Regions from separate parts of the Homo sapiens genome. Here region 1 is linked to region 2. The links are chromatin contacts, found by Hi-C in ENCODE. All regions are on one chromosome and are shown on one strand. The core of a region is the stretch at or near the end of the contact, and the rest is flanking DNA. Distances in the headings are between cores, read along the strand shown. Region 1 holds the start of SPAG16 (sperm associated antigen 16). Region 2 holds the start of PIKFYVE (phosphoinositide kinase, FYVE-type zinc finger containing).

What was found. Hi-C counts contacts between places; a loop is a spot of excess contacts on that map. Pooled maps may share reads with other maps.
Region 1: a loop to region 2 is called in a map of CD8-positive, alpha-beta T cell, with 15 times the contacts of the local background. The contact joins the promoter of SPAG16 here to the promoter of PIKFYVE in region 2. A Hi-C loop is called at or near these places in 2 of 168 maps with a recorded cell type or tissue (CD8-positive, alpha-beta T cell and naive thymus-derived CD4-positive, alpha-beta T cell) and 10 of 50 pooled maps.

Annotation. Positions count from the first base shown.
Region 1 is chr2:213,282,814-213,289,486 of GRCh38, forward strand. SPAG16 (sperm associated antigen 16) reads left to right here and starts at 1,651. Exons shown (of 16, transcript NM_024532.5): 1 at 1,651-1,806. The coding sequence starts at 1,671. It overlaps SPAG16-DT (SPAG16 divergent transcript), which reads right to left and starts at 1,396. Exons shown (of 3, transcript NR_161186.1): 1 at 1,220-1,396. RefSeq lists enhancers at 1,684-1,813, 1,854-1,903, 1,974-2,053.
Region 2 is chr2:208,261,925-208,268,899 of GRCh38, forward strand. PIKFYVE (phosphoinositide kinase, FYVE-type zinc finger containing) reads left to right here and starts at 4,331. Exons shown (of 42, transcript NM_015040.4): 1 at 4,331-4,491. RefSeq lists an enhancer at 4,168-4,217 and a silencer at 4,348-4,617.

The DNA of each region.
Region 1 (6,673 bases), core at 401-2,900, 5.0 Mb after region 2:
TTTGTTGCTTTACCCCTTGCAACAGCACTTTGAGGTAGGTAATATTGTTGTCTTTGTTCTACAAATGATGAAACTGGGGCCTAGAGGCATTAAGTAGTAGTTTGCCCAATGTGTCATAGCTAGTAAGTGATGGAAGCAGGCTCTGAAAGCTGTCTCTCTGGCTCTGACACACGTACTCTCAAACACCTCCTTAGGAAGTTACTGCTACCTTTTGGTAATAAATGGGAGCTTTTATAGGATCACTGGCTTCCAGTTTTCACCAAGAAATGTAGAATGAAAAATAATACCATTTGCCCTAGCAATCCCATTACTGGGTATATACCCAAAGAAACAGAAATTGTTCTACCATAAAAACACATGTACATGCGTGTTCATTGATATTCATGATAAAGACATGGATTCAACCTAAATGCCCATCAACGGACTGGATAAAGAAAATGTGGTACACATATACCATGGAATACTATGCAGCCACAGAAGAATGAGATCATGTCCTCTCAGGGACATGAATGCAGCTGGAGGCCATTATCCTTAGCAAACTAATGCAGGAACAGAAAACCAAATACTGCATGTTCTTAGTTGTAAGTGGGAGCTAAATAATGAGAACAAATGGACACAAAGAAGGAACAACAGACACTGGGGCCTACTTGAGGAGGAGAGTGGGAGGAGGGAGAAGATCAGAAAAAATAACTATTGGGTACTACACTTAGTACCTGGGTGACGAAATAAGTTATATACCAAACCCCTGCGACATGAGCTTACCTGCACTTGTACCCCTGAACCTAAAATAAAAGTTAAGGGAAAAAAAAATATTTGCAAAGAAAAGGGCCTTGAATTTGCTTCTGATACATACGCGATATAACCTGAGGAAGATCCTCTCAGCAATAAGACTATACATGATGGGGCAAGTGTCAACTGCATACATTTGTCAGGACCAAATTTGTAGCTCATAATTTTTATGCAACTGTTTTTACCTTGGCGAGAATCAATGCTACAAATACTATTCCAAGTCTTAGTATATGGAACCAAACTCAAAACAGATGTCCAGCTAAATGCATTAAAGATCACAAGAAAGGAATTGACAAAGCTGAACACCATAGTTCTTCATTGCTAAGCATCTGAGGAGCGTCTGGTAGCTCCCCTGGGTCAGTCTTTCTATTATGATTTCTAGAACTTTATTTTTTCATTTTTTAAAAAATTCCAGGTGTTGAGAACTCACCTTTTCTAGTAGTTTTCCCTGGGAACACTTGGGGATCTACAAACATCTGAAATTGGAGGATGCTAATGGGCAAGAATCAAGAGAAAGGTAATTCAGAGACGACAACGAAGTGGGAAAGAAATTACAGGGTCAAAGCGAAAGAAAACCAAGCTGCTTGGGTAGGAAGGTGCAATGCAAGCCAATTGTTTACTGTATCTTGTCCGCTCCCAGAGCTGCGCCCGAGCTCTCGCGTTAACTAGGCAACATCGTTGCCACGGTAACTGGGAGGCGCGGGAGGGCGACAGCTCCCTGGACTCCCGGTAACCCTTACGTGCCCGGGGCTGGTCCGTGGGGCGGGGTGAGAGATGCCGGAATCTCGCGAGAGCTCCCGGGGGCCGTTGGGTAGCGTCTTCGCTGTTGCCCTTAGGGACGGCTGTGGGCCTGCTGGGGGTGGGGGCCCGAAGCGCCAGAGATGGCTGCTCAGCGAGGGATGCCCAGCTCCGCCGTGAGGGTCCTGGAAGAGGCGTTGGGCATGGGTTTGACGGCAGCCGGGGACGCGAGGGACACGGCGGACGCGGTGGCGGCTGAGGGCGCCTACTACCTGGAACGTATCCTTCCCGTGGAGGCGCGGCCCGCTGCGCTGGCGGGTAATGGGTGTTGGGACGAAGGCGAGGGCCTCCCACTGGCGGCGCCTTTTGAGCCTTGGGGCCACTCCGGAGGAGCCTCTGTTGGACTTCAAGGTGCTGTTTTTGCCACCACAGTCTTCCTGAGAGCCACTCACTGAATTTCTCGCCCTTAGTAGCCCAGGGTGTCCTGTACCTGTTAGAAGAGTTGGGAGACCTTCCAAGGCCTCATACTTAGTAACCACTCAGTACATTTTGGATGGAGGGTTGCTTTTTATGTTAAGACAGCACAACAAATTGCTTCAACCCTCCTTTCAAATAATGGGTTTCCTAAATAAGCCCTCAATCTTTCAGAAAGCCGTCCCAATAAATTCAACGGAGGAACGTTAGGAGACTAGGGAAAGACCTCTGCCATTGGACTTTAAGGAGCTGAAGCTCAGAATACCCAACCCACGATCCTGTTCGATGGTCCAGTTAATGCTTAAATGCTTAGTTTTGATAGCATTATCTTCCTGAGTAGTTCCAAGTTTGACTACTTAATAATAAATACTAATAGTATAGTTGCTTTTTTTTCTTGAGCAAATAAATAATGATCTGGTGAGCTACACAGCTCAGAGATATTAGGAATAAAGCAGATGGTGATTAGCGATTTTTATCGGAAGTACCAGAAAAATTGAATAACAATGTGTGGATAATTAGGTCCACTATTTCTTGTGTAAGGCTTTAGAACTTCTTTCCTCTAGTTATATAGATTAATTCCTACTAGGGAGACGGGGAGGGTTCATGAGAAAAAGACATGTAACTCCTTTATTCAGGGAGGTAAGAAAGAGATGATTATCTGTTCAGTTCTTAAAGATACCAAGGAAACTCCAAAATCTGCCAAATCTTATTTGTTTGTCCAACTGTAATCCTCTCCAGGTTTAATTCAAGATTTCAGAAATCCAGCAATGATTCATTTCGTGAGCTTTGACAAGCCGATTAACCTGTCCTGACTCAGGCTCAGTACACATCCACACTACAGAGAGCTTTGAAGAATTTAGCTGAAAGATTAAAGAAAATATGTAGTATTTTATTGGGTGCAAAAACGACTTTTACAGGAATAGAAATTTGAATCGCTTGAAATGAATTTGAAAGAAATATATGGGTGCTTTAGTGTCATAAATGAGGTTTTATACTGTTTTCGTAGATGTAACAGGCAGTCTTTTCCAGTGATATTCCTCTTTAACAACGATTTTCATAATTCTTCCTAAGCTTATCTATATCCAGTGCCCTTGCTACTGAATGGTAACCAGGCATCTTGTAATTTTGTTTGCATTAAAATTATTTCCGTGAACACATAGTTTAATTGTTAACATGAGATTGACACAATGAGGTAACTTTTTGCAAACATCTTTGTGAAATAAATGGTAGGAGTCTAACATAACACAACTTTCAGCAATGAAAATCAGGTTTACTTAATGTGCAGGGAGATCACTGAGTCACACCTGCCAAGATGTAGCAGTTTGCAAACCTGTCTTACAAAGACTTTTTCAAATAATCACACTTATTTGAACTTTAACACATATAAGCAACTGTAACTTTTTAGGATTTTACTAACCGTTGTGTGAATTATCCAACCCATTTGCTTTTCTTCTTTCTTTGGTTGACTGACTGCTATTTTGTATTTTAACCAAATGGTAGTCAGGGGATACACAGTTAAACATTTAACCAGTTTATTTTGCTATATTCCATGCTGAGGGAAGAGGTTTAGTCATTTCAACTCTCAGTTGAAATGAAGTTTGAGGATTACTTGTGAATACCAATTATTCCTGTATCCCTGGGCACTCTTCACATGGTTAATTAAGAGTTGCCTGTGTAATGTTGTTTGACATTGTTTCTTAAGGCAATTATGATAGTTGCCAAAGTGAGACTTCCTTTGGTTTAAAGTCTTTGCTTTCAGGTAATTTAATTGAGCTATCATGGTGGGTAAATAAAAGTTATAATATGCACAGATGAATCAGAAATCTGATGTCCTCTGCTTCGCACATATACTCAATCACTTCTAATCTACTGCATTTGGCCTGGATTTCCCTTATTTATCACTCAACAGATGCTCCTAGTACATTAGACAATGAGCTATCAATATCGAGCAAGACTTTGAAAGAAGTTGACTTGAATTCTTTAGGAAATCTCCCACTTTTCTGCTTTTAAATACTCAATTATGAAGAGTATGAATAGACTAATGTCCAAACCAGAAACAGCCAGGATCCATCTTGTGGGGGACATTAATGAAGGTCCCATGTCCTTTATAATGGTTTACACACTGGGTTCAGGAAAAAGAGTTCTTACCCTGCAACACCCTTTCCCTGTAATCTCCTAGCTGTAACAGTGCCACCTATTTCTCTTCTAAGGAACCCAGAATATCATTGCTTTTATGTTTTAGACTTCAACAAGGTGAGATACAAATATACATTGTTCTTAGCTATTGTCAGAACACTAAGAAATTGAGTTATGGAGTATATGAATCCTCTCTAGAACCCATCATTAGAAAAATACTTGCAGCATTATAAACTATAAGGTGAGATTTTAGCTATGTGATAGATATGTAAAGGGTCAAGTAGGTATCTCCAGAACCTAGAAAGAAGGTTGATTGTCTTTTGTGAATGAATGAATCCCTTATTAGAAATCAACACAACTTGGGTGAGGTTTTCAACTGTAGTAGTGAGGAAGGGCTGCCTATTAATGTATGGCTGCAGACATTTGGGACTGCCTAGTTCCAATTGGAAGGCCAGCATGAATTTGTACTAAGAAAGCTAAGGGTTAATTGACTTTGTTGTTCCTTGTCTAAAGAGACTTTGTTCAAGGAATAGTAAATGAATACATGGACCCTAGGAAAGTGGAGCTTCAAGGTATTGTTTTTGTTACATACCTCCCTCAATATGGACATCTGGCTCCTCTAGCTTTTGATTATTTCCTCTCTCTGGGCATTCTAATACTAAGGATTTGGCTTTTTAGATGGTAGGTGTAAGTTTACTGGCCAATGAAAAAGGCTCCCCAACCCCCAGCAGCAATTTCTGAGAGTTCAGTAAGTTTAAGCCAGTTCTGTGAAGCTAATCAGCTCTGAATGGAGTCCCAAAGTCAACTCTTTCTGAAACTCCAAAATTAAGGACTCTAGACCCTGAAATATGAGGATCACACTAGACTGATGCCCTTATCTGAGATACTGAGGACTGTAATTGAAGTAGCAAGCCTGTAGATAAATATCTTAACTTCTACCATGCTACCTTTAAAAAAAATTATTATTTTTTTAGAGATGAGGTATTGCTCTGCTACCCAGGCTTGAGTACAGTGGCATGATCATAGCTCACTGCAACTTCAAATTCCTGGGCTCGAGCAATCTTCCCACCTCAGCTTCCTGAGTAGCGGGGACTGCAGATGTGCGGCACCATACCCAGCTAATTTTGTTTGTTTGTTTTTGTTTTTGGTAGAGACGGGGGTCTCACTCTGCTATTCAGATTGGTCTCGAACTCCTGTGCTCAAGGCATCCTACTGCCTTGGCCTCCCAAAGTGCTGGGATTACAGACATGAGCCACTGTACCAGGCTGCTGTCTTCTTAAGTAACAGTTCTATCTAGTCTTTCATTGCCATAGTAATGTTGACTGATAACTTTAATTAAAATTGAAGTTTTCCTTATTTTATTTTATTTTTTGAGACGGAGTCTCGCTCTGTCTCCCAGGCTGGAGTGTAGTGGCACGATCTCGGCTCACTGCAAGCTCTGCCTCCCGGATTCGTGCCATTCTGCTGCCCCAGCCTCCCGAGTAGCTGGGACTACAGGCATCTGCCACCACACCTGGCTAATTTTTTTTTTTTTGTATTTTCAGTAGAGACGGGGTTTCACTGTGTTAGCCAGGATGGTCTCGATCTCCTGACTTCGTGATCCATCCGCCTCAGCCTCCCAAAGTGCTGGGATTACAGGTGTGAGCCACCGCACCTGTCCTTTCCTTTTTTTAAATTTACTGTATGGTTTTTAACTTTTTTTTTTTTTAAAGCTAAACATTGTAGTTGAGTAAGTAAAACATTTAGAAAGGTGGATGCATAGATTTCTTTTTCTTTTTTAAAACTAACATTCTCTTAGATACATGTGTTAACCACTTTTTCTTCTGTTATAAAATGGTACTTCTCTGAAATGTTTGTAGTATTATAATTGTTCTGAACCCTAAAGTGTATTTCTTATCACTGGAACTTAATTTGTGCATGGGTTCTTAGATATTAGAACATACATACCCCGTGTATATTCAAATGAAAAGGATACACAACCTGCATATAGACAGACTAAGAACTATGTTACTAAATCCAGAGTGTTGATATTTACTTGTGTAAAAGTCATAGGCTATTTGGAGAGAAAAAAAATGTGTTTTGCTCTGTGTCCTTTAGTCAGGCGTTAATGTGCATATGACTCACCTGGGGAGCTTTAAATAAATATTCTAATTCAATAAGTCTGGCAAGGGGGCTGAGATTCTGCATTGCTAAGAAGCTTCCTGGTGCTGCGGTTGCTGCTGGTCTAAGGACTGTAATTGAAGTAGCAAGGCTGTAGATAAATATCTTAATCTCTAGCCTTTATATTTTCAGATAGAAATATCACATGTGGAGTCCATATCTTTGGATCTCCTGGCTTAGAAGTTGGAAAGACTTATACCACCAGCTGCCATGAGCACTGAGTCTTACATGCTGAACAAAAGTTATTTTCCAGTTATGAAGGTAGAAGATATGCAACAGCTATGTAGGACAGGGGTGGCCAGTACATTTCCACTCTTGCCAATTCTGTTGAATTGGTAGTGGCTCCCTGGTATAGGATATTAATAAGAATTCTGAG
Region 2 (6,975 bases), core at 3,081-5,580:
CTGCACTCCAGCCCGGGTGACACAGTGAGACTCCATCTCAAAAAAAAAAAAAAAAAAAAGAAAGAAATTTAACAGAAGTAAAAGACCCGCACACTGAAACCTATAAAACATTGATGAAAGAAACTGAAGAAGACAGAAATAAATAAAAAGACATCTCATGTTTATGGGTTGAAAGAATTAATATTGTTAAAATGTCCAAAGTGATCCACAGATTCAATGCAATCCCTATAAAAATTCCAATGACTTTTTCGCACAGCTAGAAAAAAAAGTCTAAAATTCCTATGGAATGACAAAAGAGGCTGAATAGCTAAAGAATTCTTGAGCAAAAAGAACAAAGCTAGAAGCATCATACTGCTTGATCTCAAAATACACTACAAAGCTACAGTAATCAGAACAGCATGGTACTGGCAGAGAAACAGACAAACCAACTGAACAGAATAAAGAGTCTATCAGTTAATAGGATGCTCATTTTTAAAAAAAAATAAAAAGTGAAAAAAAGAATAAAGAGTCCAGAAGTAAATTTACCCATTTACAGTCAATTGTTCAATAAGGGGACAAGAATACACTATAGGGAAAGGATATTCTCTTCAATAAGTAGTAATGGGTAAATGGGATATCCATATGCAGGAGAATGAAATTAGAGGCTTATCTCATACCATATATAATAATCAACTCAAATAAATTGAAGACGTTATGTGTACCCCCTGAAACTGTAAAAAACGAGAGGGAAAAGCTCCATGACATTGGTCTGAGTAGTGATTTTTTAGATATGACCCCAAAAGCACAGGCTACAAAAGCCAAATAGACAAATGGGATTACATAAAACTGAGAAGTTTCTACAGAGCAAGGGTTACAATAGACAGACTGAAGAGACAACAGAGAACAGGAGCAAATATTTGCCAGCCATACATCTGATAAAGGGATAATATCCAAAATATATAAGGAACTCAAACAACTCAATAGTAAGAAAGCAAATAATCTGATTATAAAATGGGCAAAGGATGTGAATAGACATTTCTCAAAAGAGGACATACAAATGGCCAACAGGTATATGAAAAAAAGTTCAACGTAATTAATCATCAGACAAATGCAAATTAAAACCACAATGAGAGATATCACTTCACACCTATTACAATGGCTATATCAAAAAGACAAAAGATAACAAGATTGGAGAGAAAATAGAGAAAAGGAAACCCTTGCACACTGTTGGTAGGAATGCAAATTAGTACAGCCATTATGGAAAACAGTATGGAAGTTGCCAAAAAATTTAAAAATAAAACTATCATGTGATCCAGCCATCCCACTACAGGGTATATATCCAAAGGAAATAAAATCACTATTTTTTCTTTTATTGAAATTAAAAAAAATCTTTTTATAGAGATGGGGTCTTGCTATGTTGACCAGGCTGGTGTTGAACTCCTGGCTTCAAGCAATCCTTCCATCTTGGCCTCCCAAAGTGCTAGGATTACAGGCGCGAGCCACCGTGTCCAGCCAAAATCACTATTTTTAAGAGGTATCTGCACTCCCATCTTTATTGCAGCATTATTCACAATAGCCAAGATATGAAATCAACCTAAGTGTCCATCAATGAACAACTGAATAAAGAAAATGTGGGGCTGGGCACTGTGGCTCACGCCGGTAATCCCAGCACTTTGGGAGGCTGAGGCAGGTGGATCACGAGGTCAGGGGTTCAAGACCAGCCTGGCCAAGACAGTGAAACCCCGTCTCTACTAAAAATACAAAAATTAGCCAGGTGCAGTGACAGGCGCCTGTAATCCCAGCTACTCGGGAGGCTGAGGCAGGAGAATAGGGGTGGGGTGGAGGTCGGGGGGGTTGGGGCAGAGGGTGGAGATTGCAGTAAGCCCAGATTGCACCACTGTACTCCAGCCTTGGTGACAGACTCCATGTCAAAAAAATAAAATAAAATGTGGTATATATATACGGTGGAACATTATTCAGCCTTAAAAAATAAGGAAATTCTGTCTTTTGTGACAACATGGATGAACCTGGGGACATTATGTTAAGTGAAATAAACCAGACACAGAAATATACCACAAGATCTCATATATATGGAATTTAAAAATGTTGAACTCATAGAAGTAGTGGGTAGAATGGTGGTTGCCAGGGGTAAGGGGTGGCGGAGAGAGAAAAAGAACAAAAAGTAAGATGTGCTCAAAAGGTAATGGAGGCATGTCAAATGGACTCAGGAGTCTGCTGGAAGGGGCTCACACCAGCCAAGGCGGGGACACCTGGAGCACAGAAATGAATAGTGGCAGTAATGAACTATAACATGTTGGAAAAAAATGAGTCCAAAGTCATACTAACCAATATAAAGAAAGAAAGAAAAAGATGGAACGCTATTAGTTGCAGTAAAATTCAACTAATACATACAGAGGAATAGAAGTATAATATCATCGAACAATAATTGATTCAGCAAGAATCCTAAATCTGTGCTTGAATGAAAGTTTTTGAGGAGGATATATACACAGACAAATAATCTCTCTACAGATAAAATTCATCTGGAATTAATTTTGGATGTCTAGTGTGAAGTGAGAATCTAAAATGATTTCTTTTGCAAAAACAGTAGCCCAGTTTTCAATCTCTTTTCCACAGAAATTAAACTGTAAGCTAATATAGATATTAGACGGTAAGCTTCTTGAGGACATGGACTGTGTAATGTTCACATATATTTTTATTTTTTAGGCTAGTCAAGTGAAGCAGTGGGATACGTTCATAATTCTATCCTTAGTGTAGTGCTTCTATAACTAACACACTGCAGGTTAAATTAGGGACTCAAAAATATTTGCGGAGTGCACTTTTTTTTTTTTTTTTTAAACCATAGATGGAGTTTCTACATACACTGCAGTCGTCGTGGCTGGGCAATTTATTCTTTTCATATGATCTCTGTACCTATTTCATACTTTATTGTAGGTTTATGAAATATTAACATAGGGTGATAATTACGAGGGCCTTTTTTGCTTATCTTAAATTTTTAAAAAAAATTTTTTTAAAGGAAGGCAGAGACTTGAGCATCTTTATGGGCTGAGGAGGCAGAGTCATTGGAAAAGGGGAGGTTGCAGATACGGTGCAAGCTCCCAGACAGGAGAGGGTGAATTGGGGGCCAAAAGGATTGAGCTGGGGAAGAAGAGGCCCCTTCCTCAGAGAGATGAGGGAGAAAGGCAGACCAGGGCAGATGTGGATGTAGGTAAATGTTGTGGTGTGTGGGGAATTAGCTTGTTAAGGGTCACGCCCAGATACCTTGGGATTTTTCACGTGGGTATAAAATATGATTCTCTGATGAGAATGATGGTCAAGGTAATGTGGGGGTCGTGGTGGTGGTCTGACGCAGCAGTAATAAGGAATGGGAGAAGCTGACTACAGACTCCCAGAAAGATTGCTGAAGGGCCCAGCTGAGGATGGTGACTGGGATTTGCACTGGACTCAACCTGCAGGTTTCGATGGTGCTTTCCAACTCCAGGAAAACTGGGCTGGGATTTGACAAAACTCTTGAGGAAAAGGACTCACAGAATTTAAAACTGCATTTCCCTTTAGGTTTCGTCTGCTTTCCATCCTCCCCTACCAAGCCCCACAACTGCGGCGAGCATGTTTTCTGCAGTTAACTGCACTGCGCTCTCAGCAGGACAGAAATGACGAATAACTCTAGCCAAGCTGAACAAGATAGGGCTTGGGCTTGGTAACTTTATTTGCATCAGCATTTGCAACACAACACCTAAATGAAAAAATTAACTATAAAGCCGACATCACTTACTCTGGGTCAGGGAACTGTGCCATTCGCTTTAAGTGCATTTACTTAATCTCAAAAAAGTATTAAGAAGTGAGTCCTTTTATTAATCCGACTTTACACACCAGAGGTCTAAGGCCTAAATAAATGAGCAATTTGCTTAAGATCATATGGCTGGTTATTGGTGGAGTCATGCAAGTCTGGAAACAGAGTCATCGCTAACTCCGGTTCAGTGCTACACGAGTGAACTGTCTACAACAAAGCAATAACATATTATGAGTGCCCACAGTATCGAACACATACGGTAACCGCAGTCCAGCCAGCACCCCTGCAGTGCCCAGAGCACCAAGCACCCATCCGTTGACCCCGCATGCGTGACGCTCACGCGCGCAGTCCCCCTGGCTTCTTCCAGGAAGGCTGAAGCGGCCTAATCTCGGCCAAAAGATCAGGACGACTCGATCTGGGCTGGACTCCTTCTGCCTGAGCATCTGATCCGAGCGTCGGCCGGGCTGGGAGGAGCCGGCCCCCGGGAAAGATTTCGGACTGGGGGACAGGAAAACAGAGGGCGGAGTCTTGGGGGGGGGAAGCGAGAAGCCGCATCAACCATGTAAGCAGCTTCGCTTCCTGCCGCAACCGTCCGCGGCCTGAGGAGCCCACCGCCGCTCTCGGGGGCCGACTTCCGGGGGCTGAGCCGTTGAAGCGGAGGCTGGGGCGGGGGGCAGCCGGCGCGGCCGGGGCAGGAGGCGCAGGTAAGGGAGGGGGCCTGGAGCTTGGCCGGCTGGGGCTCAGCATGGGAAGGAGGCCGGTATGGGGAGCTCCAGGGCCAGAGCTGAGGTGAAAGTGAGAACCAGGGCTCCGCAGTCGGGGGCTAGGGCCTGGCTGCCGGCTGAGCAAGGAAGGGCAGAGAATCTGGCTTTAGAATTAGCTTGTCCTCCCTATTCCCCGGCTGCCTTGTCTGGCGAGTGGGGACGGAAGCCGGGTGGGGCCCTTGAGATTTCCTTGGAAACATTTGAAGTTCCTTTGCCTCTCTCTCGACCCTTACGCCTGAACTTAATTAGGAGGGGAAGAGTACAGTTACTTTTCCCTCTGAGTGCATGAGTTCTGAGTTTGTCAGAGGCGCATCCGTAGGCTGGAAAAGAAAGTTCATGAGCTGCAGAAACGATACCAACCGTGGGGGTTCAAATAAGTGTTTGTCTTTTTAAATGCTTGCCTCTGCTATTTGAGACGATTCCATTTCAACTTAGGTTTTGGAGTTTCTTGAGGAGGAGCATTATTTCCCAATTAGTGTTTACCCTTTGCTTAGAATGTTCCCAACAAAAGGATGAGAATGGAATGTGTTGGAAACTTTTAGGACTTAGGGGTTTTCTGCCCAATCAGAGGTTATTCCTAAGACAGTCAAGAAATATAAGAAGTGCTAGAATTCTGTATAAAGCAAGTTATTCGTGTGTATCTGATGTGTATACATGATTCATTATCTACTATTGACGCAGTGCATCCTGTGTTGTAAAATATGTCCAGTGTTGACAATAGAGGTAGTCGCTTGGTATAATGTACTTATTTCTGATTTATTTGAGCCCCTTTTTTGGCACTCCAAAACTCCCACTCTGTCAGTTTTCTTACAAAAAATGTTCTTTCTTTTGTGTTTGTGACAAAGATTGTGTAGGTTAAATCTCTTCTGTGGAGCAAGGCTAATTTCCTGTGTTCTCCCTTTTTCTGCTTTCTGGATCCTGCTCTGGTTTTCCTTTAAGCGTGTTGGTCAAAAATTGAACAAGAAATCTTTGTTGATAGAAGCTAACATTTCCAATATTCAGCTTTCCTAAATTATTACATTGCCAGTTTTTTTTTTTTTTTTTTTTGAGAGACAGAGTCTCGCTCTGTCCCCCAGGTTGGAGTGCAGTGGCGCGATCTCCTCCGACTGCAACCTCCGCCTCCCAGGGTTCAGGCGATTCTCCTGCCTCAGCCTCCTGAGTAGCTAGATTGCAGGCGCGCGACACCACACTCGGCTAATTTTTGTATTTTTAGGGGAGACGGGGTTTCACCATGTTAGCGAAGCTGGTTTTGAATTCCTGACCTCAGGCGATTCACCCGCCTCGGCCTCCCAAGGTGCTGGGATTACAGGCGTGAGCCACCGGGCGGGGGTCTCCCTCCCTCGCCCAGGCTGGAGTGAAGTGGTGTGATCTCGGCTTACTGCAGTCTCCGCCTCCCAGGCTCAAGGGATTCTCCTGCCTCGGCCTCCCAAAGTGCTGGGATCACAGGTGTGAGCAGCCACGTCCGGCCTTTACTGACTGGCTTCTGATAGTTTGTAGTAGGTCTGCATATATTAGTAGCCTTAATTAGAAATGGTGAAGTATTGGTGATATATCAGAAGGCTTTGGGTAGGTAGGTTAATAGGACTGATTACCACTCAGGAAAGAGTCCTAATTTATATTTTAAAGCGTTGTTAAGCTGCTAAAGAGTGAGAGTTATAAGATAATTTTTTCAGGGCCCTAGTGTCATTATGTAATTATTAGGGTTAACTATATGATTGGGTTTATATTTCAGAGACTACACTTGCTAAGTGTTTTCATGGGAATTTTTATCTTCTTATTTCCAAAGCCGAGTATAATTTTTGTGTAGATAACCTTTAGAAGTAATTCTAAGACTCTTTAGGCAGAATGTCATCTCTGCCTCTGACATTACTTGTGTCAAAGTAGAATGTAGGCTGTTTTCCAGGGGTGGTTGTTACGGCCATCACATTATCGTTTCTCTCCAGAGCTCTTTTTTTTTTTTTTTTTTTTTTCCCTAAATAAAATAGAGATGAAGTCTCGCTATGTTGACTAGGCTGGTCTGGAACTCCTGGCCTCAAGCGATCCTCCCGTCTCAGCCTCCTAAAGTGCTGGGATTACAGACATGAGGCCACAGTGCCTGGCCTCTTTTTTTTTTTAATATAAAAAAAACACAAACTTTTTTTTGAGTGTATACTTATTCAGTTATCAGCTTACTTCCCAACACTTTTTGCTGAATTGTCATGACACTTCAGAAGGATTGTTGATGATTATTCTCAGTGGAAGATATTAGAAACCTTCCTTCCCCTTCTTCTTCCTTTTCTCCTTCCTCTTTCCTTCCCCTTCCTCTTCCTCTTTTTCTTCCCCCCCCAATAAACATGTATTGCCAAAATTCTGTTTAAGTCAGTGGTTTCATTTCTGCCTTAATTTATTAATTAAATTATTGATCAGACAAAGCCTTAAGTAGTT